Regions from separate parts of the Homo sapiens genome. Here region 1 is linked to region 2. A link is an interaction called in ENCODE POLR2A ChIA-PET data of the cell type or tissue named here. Cell type or tissue: MCF 10A. All regions are shown on one strand.

Evidence for each region. Peaks named below come from ENCODE experiments on the same cell type or tissue, not always from the same donor. Only the 100,000 strongest peaks of a DNase experiment are listed, where the experiment ranks them.
Region 1: POLR2A ChIA-PET joins it to region 2 with 11 read pairs; 2 of 35 experiments call an interaction of 5 or more read pairs at or near these places.

The regions. Positions count from the first base shown.
Region 1 is chr2:229,406,063-229,408,562 of GRCh38, forward strand. It overlaps DNER (delta/notch like EGF repeat containing), which reads right to left. Exons shown (of 13, transcript NM_139072.4): 10 at 1,170-1,283. LOC124907995 (a long non-coding RNA gene) reads left to right here and starts at 1,288. Exons shown (of 2, transcript XR_007088116.1): 1 at 1,288-1,406; 2 at 1,854-2,270. It overlaps LOC107985994 (a long non-coding RNA gene), which reads right to left. Exons shown (of 3, transcript XR_001739917.2): 3 at 1,295-1,548. RefSeq lists enhancers at 1,001-2,200, 1,962-2,500. In MCF 10A, no CTCF peak of the experiment used is centred here; DNase peaks (open chromatin) are centred at 1,299 and 2,499.
Region 2 is chr2:229,488,050-229,490,549 of GRCh38, forward strand. The region is part of intron 6 of DNER (delta/notch like EGF repeat containing); the gene reads right to left. Among named protein-coding and RNA genes, the nearest start is that of PID1, 220 kb to the left of the region's middle. In MCF 10A, no CTCF peak of the experiment used is centred here; a DNase peak (open chromatin) is centred at 1,142.

The DNA.
Region 1 (2,500 bases), 82 kb before region 2:
GAAGGAAAATCAGAAGTTGCTTTTCCTACACTTCGGCTTTTGTCACCTTCACCAGTAGCACAGATGAGGCTCCCCTGGGATGGCTTAGGGACCAAGGCTCTGTGAAATTCTCCGGGGCTTGGGAGGTGGCCACAGTGGCTTAGCAGGGGAGAGGTGGACACAGCAAGATGCTCTCCAGTCAATGATAACATATGTTTTTCTTTGGCTTCAGAGCCCACCTTCTTCTGTGGGTACTTGATATGTCATCCTCTTCCAATTTGCAATCCAGAGTGACCCTTAAGCTTTTGTTGGTTGAGCAAAACTCTAAAAACATAGACTTTGTCTTACTCTCTACATTTCAAGATCCCTGGGTTCTGTTGGAAAAGCAGGGGATGGAACATTTTGTCTCCGGTGGTTTAGTTTCTTTCACCTGTACTTTATCTGCCTACGTGTCCCAAAGCCTGGGGAACAGAAAGTTAAAAGCCTGAGAGATAAATTAATCAATAACAAATGTTTTCTAAGTCTCCAAAAGAATCTGATAAACATTTGAGAGGCTACGCTCAGCACATACACGTACAAACCACATTTCACATCTGTTTTTGAGATTCACAAAGTCCTTGAAGCTCATAAGGGGGTGACTTTGAAGAAGGACCCCAAGTTAGGCTGGAACCCCCAATCTAGGAGTGGCTCCTCCTGTTCGGTGTTCAGTGGCCACCAAGATTTCTGGAGAAGCCAGTCCTGCCCCGCCAATCTCGCCTCCCATCCCACTCTCCCTTGACACTTTTATATCTTGCAATAAAAATAAATATGGCAGCTGAAAGCAGCATCTACAGAAGACACACCTCTTCCTTCTTTCCATCTTCTGACTTTTATTAACCCATCACCTTTCTCAAGTGTTCATGTAATGGCTCATTTCTCATGTTTCATAGTCCTAGCCTGGGAAAGGTACAGTAATGATAGTCTTTGTAAGTCTAGACGCCAAACAACCATCTCAGAAAAGCCTCATTTAATGAGGCTCACACAATGGGTTGTTTTAAAATAGATCTTCATCCAAGCCATGCCTCCTTACATTTTGTAATGGTGTTTATATTTTGCAATATTTTATTCATGATGGATTTGGGTTTTTTTAACATCTGCAATCTCGGGCACTTTGTGGTAAATTTGAAAACTCAGTCCCTGGAATCACTTGCCTGTAAACCCGGGTGCACAGATGCACGTGCCATTCAGGCCGTCGCTGTCACAGGTGGCTCCGTTCAGACAGCTGACGTTAGCGCAGGGATCCTTGTACAATTCACAGTGTGTTCCTGCAGAGAAACAAGCAAAACAGGATGACTCATCCAGGACTCTCTGGCTCCCATGGCCTCTGAAAGCAAAGTCGGAACTCTCTGGAACAATGCGAGGGAGATTCCCAGCGTGGGTGTGTGTGGGTGAGTGTATACACACGTGCCCACTCATGATTTTAGATTGTTGTAAAAACTTGCCTTATGAGAAAGTAACACATTCGATCACTGTCCATAGGTCCCACCATAGTCTTTTATCTGTACTTTCTCTGCCTACGTGTCCCAAAGCCTGGGGAACAGAAAGTTAAAAGCCTGAAAGATAAATTAATCAATAGCAAATGCTTTATAAGTCTCCAAAAGAAACAGAAAATATCTAGATGGCCTTGAGAAAATATAATATTAGCAACCTGAAAGTGAAGATTTGGAATCAGATATTTAAGTGAGTCCCAGTTCTACTTTGAAGAACTGCAGGGGAGAGGGGAAGCCGTGTGATACTTAGACTTCATTCTCAAAGACATCACTGCATGCTTTATGTCTAATTTATTCCTCACAACAACACTATGAGACAATTATCCTTATTCCTCCATTTTACAGATGAGGAAACTGAGGAAAGAGTCGAAGATCACAAGCCTGGTAAGAAAGGAGCTGGGATTTGAAGCTGCCCGTAATCCCATCCCAGAGTCTGTGTTTGCTAAGTAGGCTGTTGAGAGTGACCCTGAATTGACTGTGGAAATATACAAAACTCTATGGAGCTCAGCACTCGTTTAACAAAGAAGAGGCATTTTTTAAAAAATCTGTAAAGTAAAACAGACAGCTTCTCATTTACTTTTTTTAAAAAAAAAAGACTGTGTGTGCATGTATGTACGCAAATGCCTGAAGTGGGACTGGATTACTTCCAGGAGACTTGATTACTTTGATTTTCACATCTGTGTATTTCTACATTACTGGCACCTTTTTTACAAGTATCTATTTTTTTATAATTTTATTAAAAACTTTAAAAATCTAATGCTATTTGAAAGGTGGGATATCTGCTGATGTTACACTGGATGCCAAGATGGATGAATAGATTAGTGTCTCTCTCTCTCTCCTCCTCCTGCCCCTCCTCCCTCTCTCCCTTCCCCTATCCCCACCCTTTGGAGAGAAAGATAAATTACATTCTACCTTGCCTAAGAACGTACATAATGATATGCCCACACTTCCCAACAGCCTCAAGAAAAATATGCATAAAGCAAATAGTAACT
Region 2 (2,500 bases):
CATTTCAGGGGAGCACTTAAGGTCTCTCCTCCCTTCTCCCTGGGAGCAAGTGTTCTGGTCTGGACGAAATGAGAGAACTCCAAGAGGGATGTCGAAACTGGGTGTGGGATGGGGAGTGGGCAATGCCCTTGCAGAAGAAATCAGAAGAATGAAAGCTCCAATCTTTCTCATCTTTCATCCTCTTACTAGTGTTTAGAGGCTACAAAGAAGTGCCCTTGATGGCTTACCGATTCTGTGCCAGTGTGTGTGGATGTGGATGTGGGGATAGATGTTTGTGTATGCATGTCTGCGTGCATGTGTGCACTCTGTGTATATTACATTTGTATATGTGTGTACATGTTTTGTGTTTGTGTATGTGTTATGTGCATGTGTGTATACATGTGTGTGCATGTGTTGCATATGCATGTATATGAGTGCACATGTGTGTTGTGTGTGCATTTGTGTGTTCTTGCGTGTGTGTTTTCTTTTACAAGGTCAAGATCATCATTCCATTTTATAGATAAGAGAACTTGGGCTCAGAGGAGCTAAGTAAAGTTGGTGAGTGGAATTCAACCCAGGACTGCAGACTCTAACCCTACGTCCCTCTCTTTCCTCATATGTGTTCCTTCTTTCCTTTTGATGAAGTTCATTTGAAAAGACTGTGAGGGCCAACCAAGGCCAGCCCTGAGGCCAGACACAGTGGGCAGGAAGTGGCCCATTCAGGCCTGGCTTTCCTGTGATCTTTGCTCCAACCTGGCTCCCCTGAGCAGGAGATGCAGAAAGAGCTGAAGCCAAATCTCTGGCCAAGAAAGTGGTGATTGGACTCTGTGCAGGGCTTGACAATCACAACAATATCAACAGCTGACATTTGTTGAGGGCTTACTATGCACCAGGTCACTTTCCAAGCACACTACCTATATCATCTTATTTAATCTTCACAGTCATTGGATTGTGGCACATTGAATACCGTCACCCATGCCCAATTTACAGATAGACAGCTGAGACCCAGGAAGATTAAGTAACTTCCCCAAGCTCACACAATAAATGAGTAGTGGAAGCAGGCGCTGCACTTGGGCAATCTGGCCTCCCGGCCCAGCTGGGCTTTGCGGTCAGCCAGGCCCTGGCTTCGTAAGTATCACATCGGCAGCTGTGAGTAAGGCAGCATGGCCTGCGGGGAGGGTGCAATCACCCAGGCGGCAGATGCCAACAGCTTGAATCAGGGCATTGGTAATGGAAGAGGAAGAGCCAGGGCAGATGGAGAGTCATCATAAATAAAGGAAACTTGGTGGCACTCCAAAGATAACTGAGATGAGGGCGGCGAGCATAATGGCCGAGCTTCCAGCCCAAGTGAGGAGGGAGATGATGGCACCACTGATAGAAACTAGGGATGCATGAGAAAGCCAGACTGCAATCAAGTGTGGGATCAAAAGGAGGCAGAGAGAGGCCGGCAACATGACTGGGTGGGTGTGGGGGGCGCGGACAGAGGGAAGGAAGGTGGTGAGGAGGAGGGGGAGGAAGAGGAAGGGGAGGAGGGGAGGAGGAGTCGGCAGACACATTGCTGCCTGGTGCAGGCAAAGTGCTGAGGTGAAAGGCTGGGCTAGAAGGGGTCTGGAAGCCATCCACCTTGAGGTGATGGCTCAGAAGGAGCCATTGCTACCCAAGGCAGAGGAGAGCAGCTGAAGAGGGAGGGGAGGAAGAAGAGGGTGGGAGAGGTCTCAGGAGAGCAGGCACAGTGCAGTGCTCTGGAAGCCAGGTGAGAAGGCTTCTGAAAAATGATCAACTTCAGCAGGATAAGGATGAGGAAGGAGCCCTCGAAATCAGTGAGAAGGGCACCACTGATGACCTTGGAGAAGCACTCTTATGATACAGAGAGAAAAGCAGCATGAGGGAGTGGGTAGAAAATTATGAGTTGAAGATGGACCAATATGTTGCAGTAACGAGGAAGAGAGAGTGGAAGAGAAAGAAGGGGAGATCAAAGTGGAGGACAAGAGGGAAGAGGAGGAGAGGAGGAAGAGACAAAGGAGGAGGAGAAAGCGGAGGAAGTGGACATATGGAAGGAGCAGCAAGGAATTTCCAAATTACTGCTTGTTTGCAGGACTGGTTTTAAGATAGAGAAGGCCAGAGAATCCTTGTGAACAAGAAGCCAGGAAAGAAGCAGGGAGGGACAGGGAATATAGCAGAAAGAGGGAGACAAGGTTAGAAGCACATGATCCTGGAGGAAAATTGAAGAGGGAGTACATCAGGCTAAGTGTCTTAGTGTCTTGGCAGCATTATTCACAATAGCCAAAAGATGGAAATACTCCAAGTGTCTGTCAGCGCATAAAGGGATAAACAAAATGTGGTACATCCATACAATGGAATATTATTCAGGCATAAAAAGGAATGCAGTTATACCTGGTATAACCTGAATGAACCTTGAAAACCTGCTAAATTAAAGACACCAGCCACAAAACTACACATCATATACTTGGACTTATCTCTAAAATGTCCAGAATAAATAAATCTATGGAGACAGAATGTA